Linked DNA regions of Mus musculus: region 2 is linked to region 1. The links are chromatin loops, found by intact Hi-C in ENCODE. Cell type or tissue: heart. All regions are shown on one strand. Links, peaks and the distances in the headings refer to the core of each region. The heading gives the core; the rest is flanking DNA. Region 1 has its middle 35 kb from the start of Gm19866. Region 2 holds the start of Gas1 (growth arrest specific 1).

Region 1 (12,067 bases), core at 4,714-9,713:
CAGATCTCTTACAGATGGTTGTGAGCCACCATGTAGGTGCTGGGAATTAAACTCATGACCTCTGGATGAACAGCCAGTGTTTTTAACTGCCAAGCTGTCTCTCCAGCCCCCTACCATTTTTAAAAGAAGAAAAATAAATGACTCATTTTGTCTTAGATTATTTTTAAAAGTTATTATTATTATTATTATTATTATTATTATTATTTTCCGTGTGTGGGTGTTTTGCACGCATGCTTGTCTGTGTATCTCTCGAGTCCCTGTTGCCTGGAGACACTTTCAGATTTCTTGGAACTGTTGTTACCAGTGACTATGAGGAACCATGTGGGTGCTGGGAATCAAACTCAGGTCCTCTGGAGGAGCAGCCAGTACTCCTAACCACTGAGCCATCCCTCCAACCCCTACTATTTTAATAGATGCATGCCACTCCGCTCCCTGTGTGGTCACTCTTAGTCCTTCATAACCTCAGCCTCATTGGAGGCTGAGTCTAACCCACATTGTCCTAAGGAGCTTGGAACTTCTGCTTTTGCAATGTGCTACACTGAATGTAAACAAAGGGGTGGAGTTTACCTAATTTATGTGAGATTCTTTGCAACTCCAACCATCTATGGTTTTGGAGGTGTGTGTGTGTGTGTCCTAGACAAAATGATAAGAAGTAGTTTGGGAGTTGGAAAAGGTACTGCAGGATGGAAGGTAGAGGAGAGTCAGGGTCAGACAGAGAATAGGGGTCTGATTCCTGGCTGGGCTGGAGATGGCTCCTGTAAAGGGCTGACTGAGTCATGGAAGGTATTTTAACTAGAGCTTTAGGGGGGGAAAATCTGGCTCTCAAGCCACCGCAGGCTCAGTTTGGTCACAGCCAGCAATGGGAATGATGGGCCAAGAGAACAAGGGGATGTGAGGTCTGGCACAAATGCACAAGAGGCACTTGTGTCTCACCAGAGGCCAGAAAAGCACTGAGATTCCAGGTTGTTCACAACAAAACAGGAGCCAGCTAGATGTGGCCCACACTGGCCTGAGATCAAATAACTCAAACGTCAGAAAACAGAATGAATGTATAAAGTTGAAATATATCAGTTTTCTTTGCTTAGGGCAGGAAAGGACCTTGAGGAGGAAGTTCATTGAGCAAAGTTCCATTCTGTCACACGAACAACTCAGTAGATCGGGGTTCACAAAAAAATATTCTGAGAAATCCTGGGTGTGCAATCTGGTAAACTAACCAGTGGGTTGGTGTTTTGCATCACAGGGTCGTTTGAAACTCTGTAGTCTTGATGACAAACCTAACACAGTTGGAGAGGCTGAGACCTGTTTTATAACTTGCACAAGAGGATGCCTTCTTCTCGAAGGTGGATGGTCGGGCATGCTGCCAGCCCACTCTGGGTCCTATGAAGTCATCAATGGTCTAGCAGCCTTCTACAAGTAAGTCTTCTGAGGGGTGTCTGAGCTCTCTTCTTTGGGTGATGTTGTGAATTATGACAGAAAAACATTTGGCATGCTAGAGAGAGGAATAGCAGGATAGTATTTTAATAATAATTTTTAAAAATATTCCTTCACAATGGTATAAATCTTTTTTCCTCTAATTAAAAGAAAAACTCATCTAATTATAGAAACTGTAAAAGAATGGAAATTCCCCAAATAGTAACAGACTGGGGGCTGTCCGTGCCCTTGGACATTGTGTCAGTCCTCAGGGAGAAAATCAAATGCTTTTGCTGCTGACGTTTTTTTCTCAAAGTAAGGACGTGCACATGTGAGTGTATGCATGTGTGAGTGTGTGCATGTGTGAGTGTGTGTGCACATGTGAGTGTGTGCATGCATGTGCATGTGTGAGTGTGTGTGCACGTGTGTGCATGTGTGAGTATGTGTGCACACATGTGTGTGTGTGTTTGTGTGTGTTTGCATGTGTGCATATGTGTGTGTATGTGTGCACATGGGTGTGTGCATGTGTGAATGTGCATGTGTGCGTGTATGTATGTGTGCATGCGTGTGTGTGTGTGTGTGTGTATATATACACATGGATTCTGAGAACAATGCTGGGTATCATTCTCAGAAACACTGTCCACATTATTAAAGATAGGGCTTCTCATTGGCCTGCAGCTAAGTAATTATTCTAGACTGGCTGGTCAGCGAACCTCGAGGACCCTCCTGGCTCCACCTCCTCAGCTATGTAGCTCTGAGCACAGGACATCCCAGGATTCTGGGCATGGAACCCTGGTCCTTGTGCTTGCACTGGTTTTCTGCTCAGTGACTCCAGTAATCAACTAAGCAAGCCCTGCATACATCTGGCCCAGGGCCTGAACAGAGATGAGCAGCTGGAGAAGGGAGCAGCTGCAGACCTGGCTCCTGCCCTATGTCCTCCGACAGGAGCATGACCCTCACCGTAGCTAAGGAGAGCCCTCCGCTGACTTGTGTGTAGCTGTGACTGCTGCTTTCCTTTCTTCCCAAATCTCCCAGAACACCTCATGTGGCTGTCTCCATTCTAGTTTGTGTCTTTTAGAATTCTTATTCTTCTTATTACCATTGATCACATGGCTGTGATGTCCTATTTATTTCTTGCTACACTATGGCGGGACAGTGCAGCTATGTCTAGCGGTCCTCAGCTAACTATGCCTACATTTTGTGCCTTTCTTCCTTTGGGACAATATAAAGTTAACCCAGGGAGCCGTTCCTCATAAATAAAGAGACCCAAATGACTGAATTATAGCTTTACTGAAAACACGTTCTCCACAGGATGAGGATATGTGGTCATGCCACTCCCTAAGGCAAATAAACCCCCAACTAAAAACCTCCTGTGTCAACGCATCGGGGAGCGAGTGTGCGGTGATCTCACACACACTCGGCAGTGGGTCCGATGCTGAAGGATGTGCAGAGTGCAGGTGTCTCGCTGTCCCACCAGCCTTGTGCTGGTTTCTGGGGTTGAGCCAGCACATGGCAACAGTAGCTAGACAAGCTATTTGGGAACCTAAAGTGTTCCTTCCTTCACATCTCCACAATAGCTTTTGCAGAAGAAACATCACCTGTTGAAGGACCCTCTAGACCATATGGAAGGTGGTATCTAGTCATGGGTTTGCTTTTTAAAAAATAAGTTAAAAATTTTATTCCTTAATAATTTATATGTGTATGTATTTATTTGGGGGGGTGCAGTGGGTCTCTTCGTCCTCATCACCCTCTCTCACGCTTTTCCGTCTCCTACTGAAACCTTTCTTGCCAGCAAACCCCTTTCTGCTTTGGACTGTACTCCCTATTTATGTCTAATTATGGTTTTTGGCATGAACATGAGTTCGCGACTCGTTTACTGGAGCGTGGGCAGCTTATCAGCGGTCACATGATTAACAACACCCACAGCTCCAGTGGCTATTGACTGCTCACAGTCCCTCAGTGAGGGTGAAGGGTGGGGCCTGATGAGCCCCTCCCCAGCATTTGTGCATGATGAAATGGCGGGGGTCCCCGCCTTGAGTGCATGCTTCCAATTCTTAATCTCCCCCCTTGAAGGAGTTCCCTTAGTTCTGAAAGCTGCTTCAGTCTGCCCTGCCCAGTTCTGTGATCATACTTGCTGGCTGCAGAGCCTCACCTGACACCTCCTAAAATGACAGGGCGGGATGCGGATGATCCCTCATGCCGCTGATGGCTTACTGGTATGTGTGACTATGACAGATTAAATGACCAAGTTCCTGTCACCATCAAGTCTCTCTTCATGCTGTCGGGAGGCAAAGAGCTCTGTGTGGTCTGTAATGAGTGCCGAGTTCATCTTTGTCTCCTTCTCATCTGTATATTATTATTTCTCTCATCTCATGAAGTTTTATGGTCTTTTGCTGGGCTTTGTATTATCTTCAAAAAAACCCAATCTTCTTTTACATCCTTAAGGAAAAGGGAGTGCGTAGGTACATGCAAACGGATTATGACATCATCATGCAGAATTATGATAAGAGATGATGATAAGAGACCACCTTGCAATCACAGAGTATAAAATGAAGGTCCGTCGCTCCTTTGGTACTGAGTTTGCCTGAAGCACCAGGAAAAACAGTTCGTAGTGACAAGCCCTGGCGTGTCAGTCAGGGTGGGTAGGCTCGGTCTCACCCGAGGCAGCCTAATTTTATGCAGGTTTCAACGCTGGCTTCTTTCCTGACTTTCTGTAAGTACACTAAGCTGGTTCCCAACTTCGGAACTTAGCTGCTTGCTTTTCTGTGCCCTGAAACTGTACTCCTCCCACCCCCTAATTCACACTGCAAGGCTGTCCATCTCTTAGACAGATGCCTGTCATCCAACTTTCAAGACTCACTTCAAACCTCACCTCCTTGGCTCCAGTGCATGCTGGGTAGCCTGTACTGAAGTCTTGAGCGTCTCCATAGGGATCACCGTCAACTTTTAAAAGCATACTGTGCAGTTTCTTCAACCTTGTCAAAGCTCAGCTTGATGTGTTAGCTGTTGGACTTGCTACAGTTTCTATCAGCTGAGTTGGAGCTACACAGACATGCCTCACTTGATCGGCAGGCGCCGTGACACTCACACAAAGGCAGAAGCCCCCAAGAGTCTAAAATTGTTTTGAAAAGAACAAAGAGTGGAGCAATAGATGGCTTAGTGGGCATTGTGAAGCCTACGTGTTTCCACTGAAGGTATGAACCCTGCCATTTGAAAGTGGCTGGTAGGTCTGTTTTCTTTCTCACCTGGATCTCTGTGACTGGCAGATGCTGCATAGACTCTGGTGGCCCTGCAGGCGGCAGCTGATGCTGAGAGTACACACCCACCACAGCCTGAAGGTGAGCATCCCTTCTGAGCTTGCACATTTGCAGCGAGCTGCTCTTTGCCTGGGTAGCTAAGAATCTACAGCACAGCAGTTATTTATTTATGTCATGTTCTGTGGCTCTCCAGAGTATCTGTGCCCATCACCTGCACAAGCGTTCTCCTGTATGCGATCCCACACCCAACGTGTTGCCTTGGACAGGGAATTTGTATCACACTTGAAGAACAAGAGGCATTTTTATTTTTCTGCGTACTATTCTGACCTTCTGGTTGTTGTTGTCAGGCAAATGGTTGCAGAATGTCACCTTTGAAACAGCTACAGGAGCCATGGCATTTCACCCACATGATCTGATGTCAGAGTCCTTACTCAGCACAAACTGCTGATACTCCTTATGAAGCAAAGGTCATTAGCGCATGGCTCTCTGCCTTGGAGACTTGAATTCTTAAACCTAGCAAAATGCAAGAGCCGGTAGTTTGGTAAACAGGATTTGCAGCATCAAACTATGGTACCTGTTTTTGTGAGACAGGGCTTCACTCTGTAGCCTGCCCTGGAATTCATGTAGCCTAGACTGGCTTTGATCTGACTGCTCCAACCTCCTGAGTGCTGGGATAAAAGGCATGATGTACCATACCTGGCTTCAAGTCACTCAGTTTAAAACAGAAGAAACACATTTTTAGGTAGAATATTAATGCAACTTTATTCCTAAGACAGATATAGCTTGTATGTATTAATGAACTTGTATGTGTATCTGTGTGCTTGTATGTAAAACATGCATGTGGTATGTACACACGTTATATGGTTTTAGATGATTCTAGTACTAAAAAATAAGTCTTTACATGGCAAGAACAAATATATTTTCTTAATTATGTCATATATTTTAAACTTCTCAGGTTGCTTTCAAAAGATTAGTAGCTGCTGGGGTAGTGAACAAGTTTTACCTCAATTGTACCAGGCACAAATCTTCTCCCCTAAAAATAGAGTCTGTTGTGAACTTTACAACTTGCATTCTGTTCACATGCATTGAATCATTTGGCTGTCTCCATTTCATAGATAAAGAGACTGAGGCACGGGGAGATGACACAGGTGTTATGAGTAGGGCCAGGGTCTGCAGCAAGGGCCTCTTCAGAGCCCACTCTCAGGCTCTCTGAAAGTAGGATAAGTTCCTGAGGGAGTCTGACAATTTCATGTTGTGTTCAAGAGGGAGGAGGGGTGGCAGCAGTGTTAGTCGGTGAGGTTACCAGTCAGCAGTTCAGTGTACAGCCATGCCTTCTCAACACAGCTTCCCCCTCTGCAGTCCTAGTCATCTGACCCTAACCATTGTCCACGAATGTGAAGAAAAACCATGTTCTAAACTGTGTATAAGCCTGATGAGTGTATGATTGCTTGGTCTGTTCTACTCCGTGCGTCCAAGGTGTGAAAAAATCCCCCATGCTGGGTATCTATAACTCAGTGTTTGTGTTCAAGTGACCCCCTTTTTTATTTAATATTGGCTCCAAAGAATGGGAATAGTGATGTTTGTTAGTATCTTGCTATAGATTGGTATAGTTGTTCTATTTTTAATAGTTATTTTTGAGTGTGTGTGTGTGTGTGTGTGTGTGTGTGTGTGTGTGAGTGCAGGTGCCCACAGAGGTTAGAAGAGGGTGTTAAGTCATCAGAGCTGGATTTACAGGCAGATGTGAGCTGCCTGACATAGGTAATGGAGCTGAACTCAGGTCTTCTGCAAACACAGTATGGGCTCTTAACCACTGAACAGTCTCTCTGGCCCCTGTTAGTCTACCTCATTACGAGTAGCTGTTGTTGCTATTTCCCTATGCCTAACTTATTCTTTAGGCATAGGTGTATAAGCATAGAGATTAAACATGGGTGTGTAAACAGAGTAAACATAGGTTTGTAAGCATAGAGGTTCAACATAGGTGTGCAAGTACAGAGATTAGACAGAGCTGTGCAAGCATAGAGAACTCGGTCCGACCTCTGCTGAAGGGGTCTGGGGAAGTATCTTCTGAGGATAAGTGTGTGTATGAGAGAGAGAGATCAATGCACTGTCGTGATTCCAGGTTCTTGTAGCTAAAGCCAAAATGGAATCTGAGAGTGTAGAAGTCACTAGTCCAGAACTCCTGGTGCTGAGTTCACAGAGACCCACCATGCCAGTGTTTGGGGGAACACAATGCCCTCTTCGACCAGGAGAGCCTGGCCAGCCTTTATGTGGGAAAATGGCTGTAGTGTAGACTGAGCTCTGAGATCTCCTGCTCAGGGCTGCTGTTCCCTCAGCAGAGAAAGCAGGACTGTAAAGCACAGAGGAGCCCCTGTGGTGACAGGAGCACGGAGATGAGCCCCCCCAAGTGAGTGATAGGTGTTTGCTGCCCTCAGAAACATTCTTGGCATTTTATTTGAGAGAGATGCTTGGTGGCCAAAAATGCCCTGAGAATGCTTGTAAATAAATTCCTTAGTTTTTCAGAACATATCCTATCTTCTTTTTCTAAAAAGTGTTACCCTTTGAGGCTTATGCAGGTAAATTGCTTGCACACCAAGGTTTTTCCAGCTGAATATAACTTTAAAAAACAAACCAACATTCTTATTGTTTTGATGCGTGCAGTTATTTGCATGTGACTTGGCTGATACTGGGGCCTGCGTGTGCACTGAATGTGTTGTCGAGCTCCAGAGTGTACCATAGGAGCATTCATAAGGCCCTTTGCCCACGAAGGGAATCACTCATTCATTCAACAGATCATAGTTCATGATTAGCTCATGGGCTATGCCAGGATCTATGTTGGGGACTTAATGAATCAGGTTTGAACTCTCAGGGAACCCAGAACCCACCGGGAAAGTGATAGGGCAGGAACACTCGTTACACAGGGATATTGTAACCCAGTCGAAGTAAGATGGAGTGCTGTGGGCACCTGTTTCAGCAGGGGGCAGAAGTAGGCAGTGAAAGGCCTCTTGAGAAGACACCTGCACTGAATATTTGGTCTGAACAGAATTGCAAAGGAGGGGAAAGCCACAAGGATGCAAAGTTCAGGGCAGCCAGACAACATGGTGCTGTAGCTAAGCTGTTCAGAATGGTTACAGCGTCTGCAAGTGGGGAGTGGAGAGCTGTGGAACTAGATCATGGAGCCATGCTAACATGGTTGGATTTTCTTTTCTGGGTAGTGGGGAGCCAGTGAGGAACTTAGAACAGGAATTACCCACCACCCTCATTAGCATCCTGTCTAAGCTCCACCCCACAGTTACCTGGCAATAGCCAGGTACGGCTGACCCACTATAAAAGGGGCTGCTTGCCCCCTCCTTTCTCTCTTGCCCTTTGCCCTCTTGCTCTCCACTCTCTACTTTCTCTCTGCCTCTACTACCCTTTTAACTCCCCTCCCCATGCCCTGAATAAATTCTACTCTATACTATACTGTCCTGTGGCTGGTCCCTCATGGAAGAAGGGATGCCTCAGCATGGGCTAACTGCCGTTATTCTCCTCCGTAGGACATTCCACGTGCCAGGCAATATGTTACAGATTTCCCTGGCAATTTTGGGAGGTAGATATCATTTCCTACTTTTTCAGTGCAGACGATTAAGCTTGAGGCAGTAGTATACATGTATCAGTTAAAGCCCCAGTAACCACATTCCTCAGGCCTGCGTGGCTTAAACAACGAGATACATCCCCTCTGACCAGGGTGTCATCTGGGGCAGGCTCTTCTAGAACCTGTCCTGCCTCCTTCACTTTCAGAGGACCATGTTCTGCACATGCATTCCCATGATCACCCTGTGCCTGTGTCTTAACACCCCTCTTACAATGACACCAGTTATTTTGGGTCAGGGTCCATCTATACTGGTGACCTCATTTTTGTCAATGTGACACAAACCTAGTCACACCTGAGAAGAGGGAGCCCCAGTTGAGGAATTGCCTCACGTTGGCTTGTGGGCATTTTAACTTAATCCCCTCGGTAAAGATCTGAACTCTACCCATGTGAGAAGTAGCGTTTTCAAAGTCATAGAGCTTGAAAGTGGTGGTATATGGGATTGGACCCAGGGAACTCACCCAGGCCTGAGTTCTTACCATTGTAAACCTCAAATGTATGCTTTAGAAAGTGCTCAAACTGCTCTCTTGGTGACCTCATTTTTGTCAATGTGACACAAACCTAGACACACCTGAGAAGAGTGAGGTTGGAGCAAGAAGGACCCTAGGGAATGGGTTTGGCAAGAGTCTATCTGAGAGATAATCTAAGTGTGCCCTCCAAAAATCGCAAGCAGGCTATCCAGAAGTAGATAACTAAAGTTCCTGTTTGTGCGGGCTTTTGTCAACATGACACAAACTCAGACACACCTGGAAAGGGGGAGCCTCCATAGACAAATTGACTACAGCAGATTGGCTTGTGGGCATGTCTGTTCTCTGTAGTCTAGGGTTCATATCAGGGCCCCATGCATACTATGCAACTGTGTTACCTCTGACTTACATCCCTGGTCTCTGACTGTTCAGAGAATCGGGATTCAGTTCCTAGCTCCCACATAGAGGCTCACAATTGTCTATAACTCTAGTTCTGAGAAATCTGAAGCCCTTGTCTGGCCTCCATGGATCCAGGAAACACACAGAGCAAAATACCATCACATAAATAATTTTTTAAAAATGACACATCTATCCAAATCATTTATTTCATCTACTTATATCATCTAACTACCTATTATCTAGCCATTGTCTATTATCTACTATCTACCTACTATCTATCTATCTATCTATCTATCTATCTATCTATCTATCTATCTATCCACCTATTCATCATCTATCTATTGTCTACCTATTATCTATCTATCTATCTATCTATCTATCTATCTATCTATCTATCTATCTATCATCTATCTACTATCTACCTACCTACCAATATATCTATCCATCTACCTATCATCTAACTATCGCCTGTCTATCTATATACCTATCTCTCAGTCTATCTACCCATCTATCATCTATCTATTGTCTATCATCTGCCATCTATCTATCTATCTATCTATCTATCTATCTATCTATCATCTATCTATCTATCTATCTATCTATCTATCTATCTATCTATCTATCATCTATTTATCTACCTATCAATCTATCCACTACTATCCATCATCTATTTATCTACCTATCAATCTATCTATCTATCTATCTATCTATCTATCTATCTATCTATCTATCATCCATCTACCTATCAATATATCCATGTACCTATCATTTATCGACCATCTATCATCCATCCATCTATCTATCTATCTATCTATCTATCTATCTATCTATCTATCTATCTTTCATCTCTCTATCATCTCTCATCTCTTATTTGCCTTCTGCTTACCTGTCTACCCATCAGTTTTTATTCTTTTCTCTCTCTCTGTGTATTTGTTGAAATTCTCTGACAGTAATTATCTTTAGATACTTAACATTGCTTATTTCAGGTTTGTAAGATTTGATAATTTTTCTTGAAAGTTTCTAATTTGTTTAGTTTTCATGACTTTGACCAAATTATATGAGGTAAAATTAAGAGCTGTGGCTTTGACTTAGAATACAGTGCTTGCATGAGGCTCTAGGTTCCACAGCTACTACCACTACTTCCACCTCAGAAGACAAAGTTAGATGACTTTGTTAGTTAGATTTCAGTTTACTATGAACATGTGTCGAGTTAGAAGAGTGAGCCCATTAAAAAACTTCATAGCCATCATTTAGTACATGTATTAGATTTATATTTGAATACTGACTCTTTCCCAAAGTGAAGAACATCATGGCACTGGTTATACTGGCCCTAGAGAGCAGAGAACCCACTTAAAAGAATTCAGAAAACAGAAATTTTGTTGTGTGTTATATGTGCTGCTTGGATCTGTTGTAAAAGAAGCAAAATAAGTTGAAAATGAAATATAAGATGTGTTGAGATAGTCAGAGCCCAGGCTGAGTTCTTAGAAATTATGAAATTCACTTCAAGTCTGAAAAATGAGGCTTCACATTTTCATTTATGACCAGATGTACCCTGAAAGAAAAAGAAAAGTTTTAAGGAAATTGACTCAGACGTTGAGAGTAGAATGGTCCCAAGATGCTGGGGAGCAGGGGTGGGGAGGGGTGGGAGGTTGGGGGAGTAGGGGTGAGTAGGAGCCAGTCTGACTGGTCATAGCTAGTCTGATTCTGAGATTAGATTCTGAGAGGAGGGAGTCCTGGCAAGCCGTTGTATTTTAGGGCAGCTGAACATAAGGTGAATGGCATTCGTATCAAACCAAACCAAACAAGAAGAATGGATTCTGAGTGCCTTTACCATAGGAAGGTAGTCATAGACTGACTCTAGTGCCGGAAAGGTCCTCTCAACACTGAAGCTTTGGACAGGGGAGGACTTTTCACTGCAGTCCCCTTCCAAACCATGTAAGTATACACTGTTTATGCTTCAGTTAAATGGATTTTTAACTTTGTATTTTCAGCGCATGTCAGAGTTCAATCTTGCTATCCCCCTCCTCTGCCCCTCCTCCTTGACCTCTGCTCTCTCCTCTGTTTGCCTCTTGGCTCCTTCCCCTGGTTTCCTTCCACTCTGTTCTCATACACAGGGTGTACTGTCCTGATTGGCTGAGCCCTCCCTCCAGCTCCTGACAGAGGCAAGCTCTGCTCCAATGAAATGCATCTAAGTCAGGCCTCCCTATGTATAACCCATGTGTTTAGACTACCCATTAGAACAGGCATCACTTTTGGGAAATAGAGAGAGAGCTAAATGGTCCCTGACAGCCGTGGAGGGCAGAAAAGCACTCTGTCAATCAAAGAGCTGCGGTTAATATTGAGATTGCCTCTCTGAACGATGGAGTCTGCTTTATGGCAAATGTTAATCGGCCATAAACTTAACAAGACACCCCCCCCAACCCCCAATGCACACACTATCTTCCCTCTCCTTTTCCTCTGTCCTCCAAAACTCTGGTGTCCAGAGCTTTGTTTCCTAACCAACCACACAGGGCTCAGACCCCTTAGGGGAAAGTTCAAGGCTGTTGGGTGCAGCCTGGCCGTTGATGCCCCCGCTGAGCCTTGGACCCTTCATTTGTGGATATTGGTTTCTTTCTACAGCACTTTAATAAAGCATCGTCCTTTCTCCTTGGCTGTTGTGGCTGAATAACAAGGAGGACACAGGTAACAGGACTGGGTGACAAGCACAGAATAGGTTTGTTCAGGGCCTTCAGGATGGAAAAGCATCCCACAAATCTCAGTGGCCTTCCAGCCTGGCCCGTTCTGCCTAGCCTTCTCTGTCATCCAGGTCCTGTATCAGACTCTCAAGCCCACTTCTGTTTGCAAGCAACATCTGTGCTGCCTGTGAGTAGTAACATTTCACATGTCTTGTGAATTCCTGTGCTGTT
Region 2 (12,067 bases), core at 4,729-9,728, 220 kb after region 1:
CAGCCTCAAGCTTCGGATTCTTGGACGTGCTGTGGAACATCCTGAACTTTCTCAAATACCACTCACCCACCAAATATCTTCCCTCAGGGCTGAAGGTGAGTCTATCCATTCTGGTCCAGAAGTCCAGGGCTGAGGTACTGGCCTCTGCCTCCTTCAACATCTACCTTTGACCAGCTATAATGTCTTGAGTCTACCTTTATCCTTCCCTGATCCTCATCTACTGGGCCCTGCTCTGATCTTCAGCCCTTTAAAAATCTTCATGTATTCTATTAAAAAAGCTAACTCCCTCTTCCCAGCCAGACTCAGTCAGAAACTCCCTGTCTCAGATGGACATCGGGCAAGGTGAAGATCCTATCAGAATGACCACTAAGCCTTCCATCCTGATGGTAGCCTGTCTTTCAAGTTTCATATCTCCCACTTCTTACATCACACTTTGGTAACAAGTATGCTCAAACATGTGTGTACACACATAGCACACATGCCACTCCTCCGCTTTGTCTCTGGGTCACTTTCTTCTAGCTTTTCTTAAGTACAACACAGAGCTAAGCCATCTTCTATTTTGTGTCCCCACATTGACTAAGGGTGGTCCCACCCTGTTTAGTTTCTCTCAGTAACATCTGCGGATGTCCTTCTACCTGTTCAGTATCACGGACAAAAGGTTTAATTAACATTAACAGAAAGCTTTCTCTCTCTGTCTGTCTCTCTCTCTGTCTCTCTCTGTCTGTCTGTCTCTCTCTGTCTGTCTCTCTCTCTGTCTCTCTCTGTCTGTCTGTCTCTCTCTGTCTGTCTCTGTCTGTCTCTCTCTGTCTGTCTCTGTCTGTCTCTGTCTGTCTCTCTCTGTCTGTCTCTCTCTCTCTCTCTCAGAGAAGGTCTTTCTATTATGTAGTTCTGACTGTCCTGTAATTCACAGTGTAAACCAGGCTGGACTTGAACTCATTCTGCTTGCCTCTGCCATCTCCTGAGTGCTGGGACTAAAAGTAAGAGCCACCATACCCCGCCAGAAAAGCTATTTTCAAATACTCTTGCAGGAAAATGCTCCAAATAGGTGGACTCTTTGATGAGTAAGAAGCAGCAGGCTAAGAGGAACAGCAAGTGATGTAGCAAAAGAATTATGTCTAAGAAAGGGTCACATCTCACGGACATAGTGCTTGATCAGGATGAAATATCTAGTAAGAGTCATTTGTGGAATGTTGCCCTCTCCGGTATTCGGAAACCAGTATCCAAGACCTTACACACTTTATGCACCTTACTAAGGACACTCCCTGGTAACAGAAGATCACAAAGTATCCACAGTGGCGGTGCTGGTGAAAGATACTGTTTTATCTTTGGTCATAAATGAAGATGCCTTCGATGTAATTGTGTATATTTACCTGTCTTTATCTGTCCACAGACTTCAGATCCCTTCAGTTTGCTTAAAGAGACTCTGTCCAAACTCTGCAGGAGATACAGTAAAATGGTAGAGTCTTTGATGCATTTTAAAAACTGTAAAACAGTCTTTTGGAAATGTCATGTAAAAAAAAAAAGAAAAAAGAAAAGAAAGAAAGGGAAAAAGAAAGGAAAAAAGAAAGAAAGAAGGAAGGAAAGAGAGAAGAAAGAAAGGAAGGAAGGGAGGGAGGGAGGGAGAGAGAGAGAGAGAGAGAGAGAGAGAGAGAGAGAGAGAGAGAGAGAGAGAGAGAAAGAAAGAAAGAAAGGAAGGAAGGAAGGAACTCGGGGCCCTGGTTGGAAACCCTTCTCCATTTTCAGCAGCCCTCCAGCTTCCTCCTGAATTTTACTCAGGGTTTAGAGGTAGCCCTCCAAAATATTAGCTGAGAGCTTCCTCGGAAAGCAAATCTTTCCCACATCCTTTCCTGCAGTTCCTCTTTAAGAGGTGTCAGCATGGTTGAAAGAATGAAGTGGCCTCACATTGTCTGGCCCTGCCATTATGTGCGCAACATTTCCATAACAAAGGTGCCACTCGACTTCTCCCCGATTAATGCAGCTCGAGGGCTCTTGTCGCCTTTAATAAAACATTGTTGAAATCATTTATTTAGAGCCCCTGGTTACTAGTGGGAGAATGACCATCTTTGTGCCAAAATATAGTGTATACAGTCCACTATTTTGTAGTAGATCATTGTGTTATTTACGAAATTGATTAAACGGATGCCTCAGGGGGTACTGATGCAAACAGCACATTACTTATGTCATTGGGATCGTCAAGAGTGAACTTTGTCAACTCCCTTCCAGAAGCAATCTCTCAAACAGAATACACTGATGTCCAACTTAACCGGCACGCACTGAGCCCCACTGGAAACTCAACCCAGGCCACACTGCTTGTGTAACCTGACGCTCTCCCACCATTCTCCTTGGAGTAGCTGGGAGAGAGCCAGGTCAACTGACAACATTTCCCATGTTTCTTGGTGCGTGGGGTCAAAGAACAATGGCGGTGCGCACGTTCTTCCCTTTTGTGCCTAGGAAAAGGAGACACGGACCATATATTTTGGGAGCGTTCACAGCGCAGTCTCAATGCTTATACAGCGAAGCCCAGGTTGGAAAGCCGAGGATTTGTTAGATGTTTCTAGAAGTTCTCAGGACCCTCTAAGGTCTCCTGATTTTGGATCCTGTGTAATGTTGCTGGAATGAGGTAGAGGCATGAGCTTGAGGTAAGGAAGGGACAAACCCTCCCCACTCTAGGTCACGTGGTGGTTTCTCTTGCTTTCTACCACCCTTCATTCTCTAGGGTAGGGAGGAACGTTGCTGTCTTCATGTGGACTCCACTGGGCACCCGTGATCCCCTCAAGACATGTTAGATCTCAATGGGCCATTCGCTCTGTGGCACTTAGGGGCCAGGAGCTGCTTCCATCCTTATGGGCGACTGTAGGAGTTCTACTCGGGTGTAGGGGTGTCCTCTGAGTAGACAAGTTCACTTCCCTAGGGCCATTTTCCCACTTTACATACGGGGCTTGCGTGTGTACATTGCTATATATTGTTAGAAATCAACAGGGACCTTATGCTATATCCATTGTGATCATATACAAAAGCCTTGCTGTGTGCTCGGGCGAGCAGTGAAGCTGAACCTCTTTCTATTTACTGTATGGTCACTTCAGTTCAATGAACTGCCCCCCTTGTTCTTGACCATTGTCCCACACTCCCTTAAACATTTGTCACTGAAGTGCCTCCAAAGACAAATGAACCGTCACAGAGAATCACAACCTACTAACTGGGGAGACAGGAACAGCCTGGAGGACAGATTAGACCTGAAATCCAAACCCTGTCTCTCATGGCGTGGGGGCTGGGGGAACTTCTTGGAAATTCTCCAGCAAAGCCCCAAACTACCTTTTTCTCTCATTAATGGCACTTCCAGGCATCTCCAGGAGACATTGGAGCCTGCCAAATGTCCAGAATTCCAAAGGCCTCCCTGGAGACACCGAGATATTGCAGATGTCAACATCTGCAAAAATCTTTTCTGTCTAGAAGCAGATGGCTGATGGGTGGTATAAAGATGCCACACTCTTGAAGCCCACTGCCCTGGCAGGATCTTTGCAGTCTGCTCTGACATCCACCAGGTCTTTCCAGAGGCTGGGCACACGGGGCTGCAGCCTTTGCTTTTTTTAAGGGAGAAGGCATAAAGTCCCCTCTGGCCGAGGGTGAGCTGAGACGATTTATTCTAGGCAGATGCTTCTGACAGGGCTCTGTAAAAATCAAGTTGTGAGTTTATTGTTAACAGTTAGTTGTCGGGCCTTTCCTGGTGCTGCCTTTGACTTATTACTGGGGGAAGCTGGACCTTTTACTGTGACAAAGACTTAACTTTTAGTGGGGAATGTGTTAAAATAGCAGCGGTGGAGATTTAAACACATTTAAGCAAAAGAGCAGGAGCACTACTAACCTGTAGTCTCTTCATTTTTTTTAAAAGCAGTTGATTTCCCTTACAAGCCTCTAGAATATTCTTTGTTCTGTTCTAAAACCAACCAACCAACCAACCAACCAAACAACCAACCAACCAAACAAACAAACAAACAAACAAACAAACAAAAAACTGTTCTAGGCTTTGTCTTAGTATTATCTTTACTGAACTATCAGTCACTTTCCTGGGCTCCATGCTGATGACAGCTACAGGGTGGGGGTGGATCTTGGTTTTGGGGACCTGAAGAGGGGTTTGGACTCCCTCCCTAATAGCTGGGAAAAGAGAGAGGCTTGAAAAAAAAAGCCTCAGAAGTAGGGGTGGGAGCAGGTGGGAAAGGGCACAATTTGGTTAATTACCTCAGGCAGCAGAGAAATCTAGTTGTTTTCTCAGCCCATGCTAATATCAAATAAAGAGACACCAGATCTTGCTAATCTGTCGACCCCCTCAGACAAAGTTTATTTGTGGTGACTTTTTAAACTCCCGACTTGCCTTCCAATCACCGAGTTTAAAATGAAAAGCTTTAAATAAACACCAGGAATAGAAGATAAATAAACTTTTTTTCCCCCTTGCAAGTGCCTAGCCTGCCGAGGTTCAGGCTCAAATCCCCAGAGGACAGAGTGCTCTCTTTTGTGTTAATGTTTAAAAGATTTTCCAATGCTGGAGTTTATTCCTACTGCAAACATTTCTATTTACAAGGTCAAGTGTATCAGCACTCGACACAGCTTAAGAGTGTAATTATTTATGTAAGGGCGTTTGAGTGTGTGTGTATCAGGAGCTTGGCGGAAGCCCAGCCTTCAATCCACTGTTCAACAGCTCCTCAGGACAATATTACCAGTCCTGGTGATTACTCCCCTCCACGCCGTGTTTACTTTTGCACGCCTCAATGTTTTGTAACAAAATTTTGTATTTTTTTTTTCACCAAAAGTGTGAAAATGGCTTTGAAGTATTGAGTCTCAGAGGCTTCCTAGACCTATTGGGAACAGATGTTATTGGCATGTTTGATTGAATGAGAAGGCAGAGAGGACACTCCTGGGGGTCAGGAGAAAAGGGGAGGGGGGTGCACAGGGTGGGTCTCCCAGGGAGGGGGAGGCTATCCTCACACAAGAGACAGAGTATTTTGTGAATTTTCTTCACAAATGACAACAGCAGCAGAGGCCAGTTACAAATTCTTTTTAGCTGCCCCATTTACGGACGTCTAATTGTTCATTAAATTAAAGGCAGCATTAGCTCACACTCTGCCTTGTGCTGCGTTTTAATCTCACTTGAAGCTGGATGGACTTCCAGTGCCCCCTCCCTCCACAGCCCTCCCACCTCATCACTGGGTTAAATGCAGTGTAACTGTCGAAAGCAACTGCACCATAGACACTGTTTAAACTCTTTACTGGTGTGTGCATTTTTAATAAAACAACCAAAAATACACAAAGTCATAGTTTTTTTTTTTTAAACACGGGATTTAAAAAAATGATGTCTATAAAAATACAATGTTTAAGGCAGTTTGGAAATGCATTTATACATTTCTACAATGTCCATAAATTCTCTTGAAAATAAGAACGTTACTTCAAATCTGTAAAATACACTGTACATTCTTCTACACAGGGCACATTTCAAAATGGGCTGCGGGAGCGGGTTCCTGGTGAGCAATGTATTCTATACATTTCTTGGATGGGCTGCAGGAGTGGATTCCTCATGACCAATGTATTCTATACATTTCTTGGATAGGGGAGATACAACAATGATGCAGATTTAAAACTTTTAATTTCTTTTTTTAAAAATAAATTATTTTCTGAAGCATACAATTTATAAAAAATTCTATATACAAAGTACAGCAACTGGTAAGAAACCCCAGTTTTAATACAGTTTATATACGACGTACCAGGGTGGAAGACCCTGATAGGGGCAGAGGTAATATTCAATCTCTGCATATTCAAATTTAGAATTTCTTGGTGGAGGGAAAAAAAAAAAAGGACAACAGAACAAACATCATAGAGGTTTTCCTAGATGGCAGTACCGAGCTTTAGGATAAAAAACATGCATTGTTCAACACCATGGTAACTTTTTTTCTTCTTTTGGATCCTTAATTCTAAGACACGTGGTGCAGAGGGATCAGAATGGTGGCAGGAAAATTAAAGGTGAAGGGTTAGGAATATAATGCAGTTGTAATTTCGGGGAAGCCCCTCCCCCCCCCAAAGGCAATCGCCAGCTCCACACTGAGCATTACCGATGGATAGATACACCAAGAGCACAGGAATGAATCGGTAAGGGGAACTTTTCTATTTACTTACGATTGCTGTGTTTCTCAGTGGTCACAAGCAATTTAAGTCGTTACCAGTACTATGTGTTCCCTCACCGGAAAACAGTTTAAAAACAAAACAAACAGACAAATAAAAACCCGGCCCCTTTGCAAACCTAATTCCCTCAACATCCCTTCTCCAAGTCCATTGGAACTTGAAAGACCCCCACCGTTCAGCACTCTGAGTCTAGGCCTCCTTTGCTTTTGCAGGGTGTCCCGAATTCTGCAGATTAGAGCTGGCAGTATAGATCAGCCGGTTATCTCTGCAGCCTGGAAAACCGCACAGAAGAGGGCCGAACATGTTGGCTGCGGTACGAGCTGGGCCCTGTCCACCCAGGAAGAGTGTGGGTCAGTGTTCCCGACCATCTCCGGTCTCCGAGCCACAGGTGCCCTGCTCGGGAACCAGCTGGGTCGTGCATACCGGCCTGGAGCAGCCTGCAGCAGGGGCGCAGGAGCTACAAGTGTGACCCGAGCAGCAGGAGCAACAGCAGCAGCAAACAGGCAAACGGGGTCCAGGCGCTTCGATTCGCCCAGTGGCCTCCACTGCCGCTGCTGCTGCTCCTGCGCCCGGGACCGTGGGGCAAGTCTCCGCGGCCGCCCGCCGCAGCAGCGCCGCCGCCCGGGCGCGCAAGGCCGTCGTCGTCGTCCAGGGGTTGCTCGCCGCCCGCGGCCCCAGCGCGCTGCTCGTCGTCATATTCTTCGTCGTAGTAGTCGTCCAGGCCCCCGTCCGAGCCGCTGCTGCCCGGACCGTTGCTCGCATCTGGGCCGAAGCACAGGCGGGCCATGTTCTCTTTGACCGATTCGCAGATGGGCCGCTCCAGCCCATCGCACACGCAGTCGTTGAGCAGCGCCGCCTTGGGCACGGCCAGCATGTCCTCGATGACCGCGCGGCACTCGTCTGTGCAGCGCAGCCCGTTGAAAAGCTTGCCGCAGTAGGCCAGGTAGCGGCTGAGCGCCAGGTTGCAGCGGCTGTCCCGGTCGCAGCGCCGCCGGGCCTCAGTGCAGCCCATGACCGAGCCCGCTCCCGCGCCCGGGCCCACGCTGCTGGTGCGCGGCAGACAGGGCTCGATGGCGCGCTTGGTGGACCTGCAGTGTTCGTCCTGCGCGCAGTCGCAGTCCTCCAGCGCGGGCCCGCGGCGCGTGTGGTTGAGCTGGATAAGCGCCGAGATGCAGTGGCTCGGGCAGCGCCAGCGCGGCGAGGACGCGGCCGAGGCGGGGAAGGCGCCGGCGGGCCCCGGAGCATCAGCCCCGCCGCGCTGCGCTAGCACCGGCGCACAAGCCTCGGCGTACTGGCTGTAGGCGTAGCTGCAGTCGGGCTCGCCCTGACACTGCAGCAGCGCCTGCCAGCAGATGAGGCGGCGGCCGTGCGCTAGCCCCGAGCCCCGCGGTGCCGAGCACAGCAGCTGCAGCAGCGCCATCAGGCACAGCAAGGCGCCCGGCAAGGTCCCCGTGCGGGCCCCGGCGCCGCCCAGCAGCGCGGCTAGCATCGCGGGCAGCAGCGGCCGCCGGACGCGGTGCGGAGCGGAGACGAGGCTCGGGTGGCGGCCGCGGGGCCGCTGGAAAAGTTTGTCCGAGTTCCGCGCACTTCTGGCATGGGCGTCCTCATCCATCCATGCCGGCGGCCCCGCGGCTGGTAAAGGCGGGTGTTCGCTCCGGCACCGCGGCCGGGGCTCCCTGAGAAGCGCGGCGACGCAGGTCCGGGTCCGGTAGACGGTTGGAGGCGCTCAGTGCCGTTCCGGGGGGACGCGGCGAAGCTGCAGGAGCGCGCGGCGCCGGGGGTGCATGGTGCTAGGCGCCTGCAGACAGTCGTGCGGCCGGCGGCTCCTCGGTTCCCGGCTCAGCGGCGCGTAGCACTTCGCAGCTCTGGCATCCCGCCTTCCCGCGGCCAGGACGCTTGGTCCCCTCCCCCTCTACCCCGGTCTGGGCCGCGCTCCGGGAAGTTCTGGGCGCCAGGCGCAGGGAGGACCCCGAAACTCGGAGCGTTTCTCTGCTCCGAGACCCGGAGCTTGGGGAGCGGATCCGCGGAGCCCGGCTGCGGACTAGCTCGCCGCGAGGCTTTAAATACAAAAGTGGGCCGGGAGCCCCCGTGTGGTGCCGCGGCGCCCCCTCATTATGCATGCATAGAAAAGCAAACAAACAAAAACATTAGCAACGCTCCTCCGGCTCGCCGAGCCCTGGCCCCGCGCGCTCCAGGCTTGCCCGCTTTCTCCTTTCTCCACTCTCCGGCGCCCTTTGCTCGGCCCCCTTCCCCGGCTTTGCGAGCTGCTATTGGTCCAGCCTGTTGTTGTTGAAACTTTTTTTTTTTTTTCCGAGCCGCTGGAGTGGGGCTGCAGAGTGGGGGAGGGCGGTGGGCAGCTCACATTCAGGCATTCAGGGCTTGAAAGGAACGGCTTAGGGAGCCTGACACAGGCCCAGCTCCTCCCACTCTTCAGGAGGCTGGGATACCGAACCCCAGCTCGCGCACAGAGCCAGCGGGCAGGGCTTAGGGCCAGCTGCCTGCATCCGGCTCAGCCACCGGCCTTTTTGTTCCCTTCCTCCGCCCCCTTTTTGTTTGGGTGGGGGGACACTTTTATTAATTCTTACTGATCCCCCATCTTTGCATCCGAGAAAGTTCGAAAGTCACTTTAATTTTCAGGCTCCTCATCTCTGAGTTCTGATCACCTCGGGGGGTATAGCGAAGGCAGGGAGTTTTGAGAATTCATTGTAAGACTTTAAAAACTTAGACACAGATTGCGCGCGCGGGCACACACGGGTTCTCTCTCTCTCTCTCTGTCTCTGTCTCTGTCTGTCTCTCTCTGTCTCTCTCTCTGTCTGTCTCTCTCTCTGTCTCTCTCTGTCTGTCTCTCTCTCTGTCTCTCTCTCTCTCTCTCTCTCTCTCTCTCTCTCTCTCTCTCTCTCTCTCTCTCTCTCACACACACACACACACACCGAGCCACCATCACAACCACGACCTCTACCACCACCACAAGAAGGACACTTTCCACCAGCTTTCAGTCCCCCTTTCCGGCAGGTAAGGCCCTCGCACTGGACATCGTTTTCAAACTAAGAAATCCAAAGAACTGAAACTATTTCTTTACTCACGATTTTTTTTTTTAAATACGAACGGCAATGACAAATCTTAGCATTAAAAACCCTGGGAATGCTGAGCGCTACCACCTGGCTGCAGTTACAGCACAGAGGACGAGGGTAAATTGACCCGCTACGTGCTTTAAACTGCACGTTTCAGTTCCTCGCTGTGTTTAAAGCAAAAGCCACCAGCAGAGCGGGCTTTGCAGTCAGAGCAGGACTCTCTCAAGCGACCTTAACTGTGGCGCAATGCAGCTTTTGGCCACTAGAGGCACCGCGAGTCTGTGGCCTGTCAAAAACTGGCTCCTTCCTCTCCCCTTTCCATGGTGAGACTATCAACTCAGTCTGTCACAAAATTTAAGGCTAAATCGCTGCTGAAGCAAAGGAAGCCCCAGCTGCAGTGCGTTCAGAAAGTGGACTGTCCACCTCTCCAAAGAGTTAAAGAGTTTGAAAGGGCGAGAGTGAGGGCCTGACGGATTAACCTGGCTTTTGGGAAAAGCTGGCTGCCTAGGCTGAGGAAGCTGTCTCTGAAACCTCACAGGATGAGAGAGGCAGACTGAGCTGTGTGAAGCCACCGTGCTCCTACCCTAACCCTAATTCATGGTTAGGACCATGAATTTAGTAATAGAAAACAAACGCAAATCTATCCTTAAAAACTAGCCAGATGTGGTACAGCAAGCCTGTTTATCCCAGGCAGAAGCGGGAGGATCGCTGCAAGTTTAAGGACAGCTAGTTAGATCCTGAGAGCTCCAGGCCACTTGCTTTGAGGTCAGATTGCTCACTTGCTAAGGTCCTTTTTTATCCTTAACAATCTGTGATCCTGAGCTCCTAAGAAGAAAGCCAGCCCTGGGATGCATCTTCTGGCTTCTTTAGAGAGCTCTCAAGACACCCTGCAGGAGAATCATCTGGAGACCTTGTGTTCATATCTGGATTCCTAACTCTTTGAATCTCTGACAGCTAAAACCCTGGAGGGCCTGAAAGTCTGCATTTCCAACAAGATTTAAGGCGGTGTGTGTGTGTGTGTGTGTGTGTGTGTGTGTGCGTGCGTGTGTGTGCGTGTGTGTGTGTGCGCGCGCGCGCGTGTGTGTGTGTGCGTGTGCGTGTGTGTGCATGTGCGTGCGTGCGCGTGTGCGTGTGCGCGCGTGCGTGTGTGCGTGCGTGCGTGTGTGTGTGTGTGTGTGTGTGTGTGTGTGTGTGTGTGTGTGTGTATGCGCGCGTGCGTGCAGTGTTACTGATGCTTCAGAGCTGCTTACTGGGGGAATGTTCTGACTGTGTTTGTTCTAAAGGTTACAAATAGTTCACCTTTGCTGGTCACATGAATCCATCTTAGCCTTGATTCAGGTCTCAGTGGGAGCTAAGGGAGGTCACGAGTGCTCATCCTGAAGACATCTTTACAGACTCATGGCCTTGACGTGGAAGGCCAGAGGAACAGGCAGCCACAGCAGGCTGTGTGCATTCCCCTCTTTCAAATATAGGCTTTCCTGGGTCCTGGGCTTTCACTCTTTAAGGACACCATGTCTATGGATTCTCCGTTCCCTCCTTCCTTCCCTGTCCCTTCTCTCCCTCCTCCCCTCTCCCGTTTCTCCCTCCCTCCTTCCCTTCCTCCTTCTTCCCCCTCCCTTCCTCCCTCCCTCCTCCCCTCCCTCCCTCTTTCCATCCTTCCCCCCCCCCACCTCTCCTCTTATTGACTTCTCACTCCTGAAGTCCCACCTGGCATTTTACTCCCCAGTAGTTTCAGAGTATCAGTCCATGATTAGCATGGTGGGGAAGAGTGGTAGCAGGCAGGCATGGTGCTGGAGTGGTGGCTGAGAGCTCACATATGATCCTCAGTTGTAGACACAGGCTAGAGGAATTACAAGGAGGAATCGGAACTGGGTGAGGAATAGAACTGAAAGGGACACTTGCTCTCATGATGGTGTCTACCTTAGAGTTTCTGTAGCCATGCATAGATACCATGACCATGGCAACTCTTATAAAGGAATGCATTTAATTGGGGCTGGCTTACAGTTTAGAGGTTTGGTCCATTATTGTCATAGAGGCATGGCAGCATGCAGGCAGGCATGGTGATGGAGAAGGATCTGAGAATTCCAAAGGCATCAGAAAGAGACACTGGGCCTAGCTTAAGTATCTGAAACCTCAAAATCTGCCCCCCCCCCCCCCCCGCCCAGTGACACACTTCCTTCAACAAGGCCACATCTACTCCAACAAAGCCATGCCTCCTAACAGTGCCACTCCCTATGAGTCTTTGGGTCATTTTCATTCAAACAACCACAGTGCTATTAGGAGCCAAGGTCCTTCTTTTTAAAAAGCTAAACAGTAGACACATTACTAATATTTTCTGAGCTCTGGTATTGTCCCAAGAAGAACAATAAATCTTAGCCCAGTCAACCCAAAGTACCATTAAGAATAACACAGGATGTGGGCTTAAGACCACATTTAATATGGTTCTGTATGTGGTGGGAGATGACAAAATGCTTCCCATCATAACCAAAAGATGGAAATTGCTGGTATCTAGGGGGATTCCTCTCTCTCTCTCTCTCTCTCTCTCTCTCTCTCTCTCTCTGTCTCTCTGTCTCTGTCTCTCTCTCTCTCTCTCTCTCTCTCTCTCTCTCTCTCACACACACACACACACACACCCCTAATGGAGTGGTTTAGATGGAGCATGACAACTTCTTGACTTCTTAAGCCAGCTTGTAAACTCAGAACTGGCACACATCATTTGTTCTATAGAAAAACCAACAGAGACCCATGTCCTTAAAGAAAAAGAGAGTTCTGAAATCCTCATGCGTGAAATGAGACTTACATTGGTGAACATGGGTCCCCCCTCTTGA

The links. Hi-C counts contacts between places; a loop is a spot of excess contacts. Peaks named below come from ENCODE experiments on the same cell type or tissue, not always from the same donor. Only the 100,000 strongest peaks of a DNase experiment are listed, where the experiment ranks them.
Region 2: a loop joins it to region 1, with 5 times the contacts of the local background. A loop is called at or near these places in 6 of 42 quality-filtered maps.

The regions. Positions count from the first base shown.
Region 1 is chr13:59,945,359-59,957,425 of GRCm38, forward strand. No RefSeq gene overlaps it. Among named protein-coding and RNA genes, the nearest start is that of Gm19866, 35 kb to the left of the region's middle. In heart, for the core only: a CTCF peak has its summit at 7,637 (motif pointing right); no DNase peak of the experiment used is centred there.
Region 2 is chr13:60,169,162-60,181,228 of GRCm38, forward strand. Gas1 (growth arrest specific 1) reads right to left here and starts at 8,374. Exons shown (of 1, transcript NM_008086.2): 1 at 5,244-8,374. The coding sequence starts at 7,780. The coding sequence ends at 6,626. In heart, for the core only: CTCF peaks have their summits at 5,872, 6,790 and 8,260; DNase peaks (open chromatin) are centred at 6,670, 7,360, 8,510, 9,490 and 1 weaker place; H3K4me3 peaks cover 5,000 bases; H3K27ac peaks cover 4,263 bases.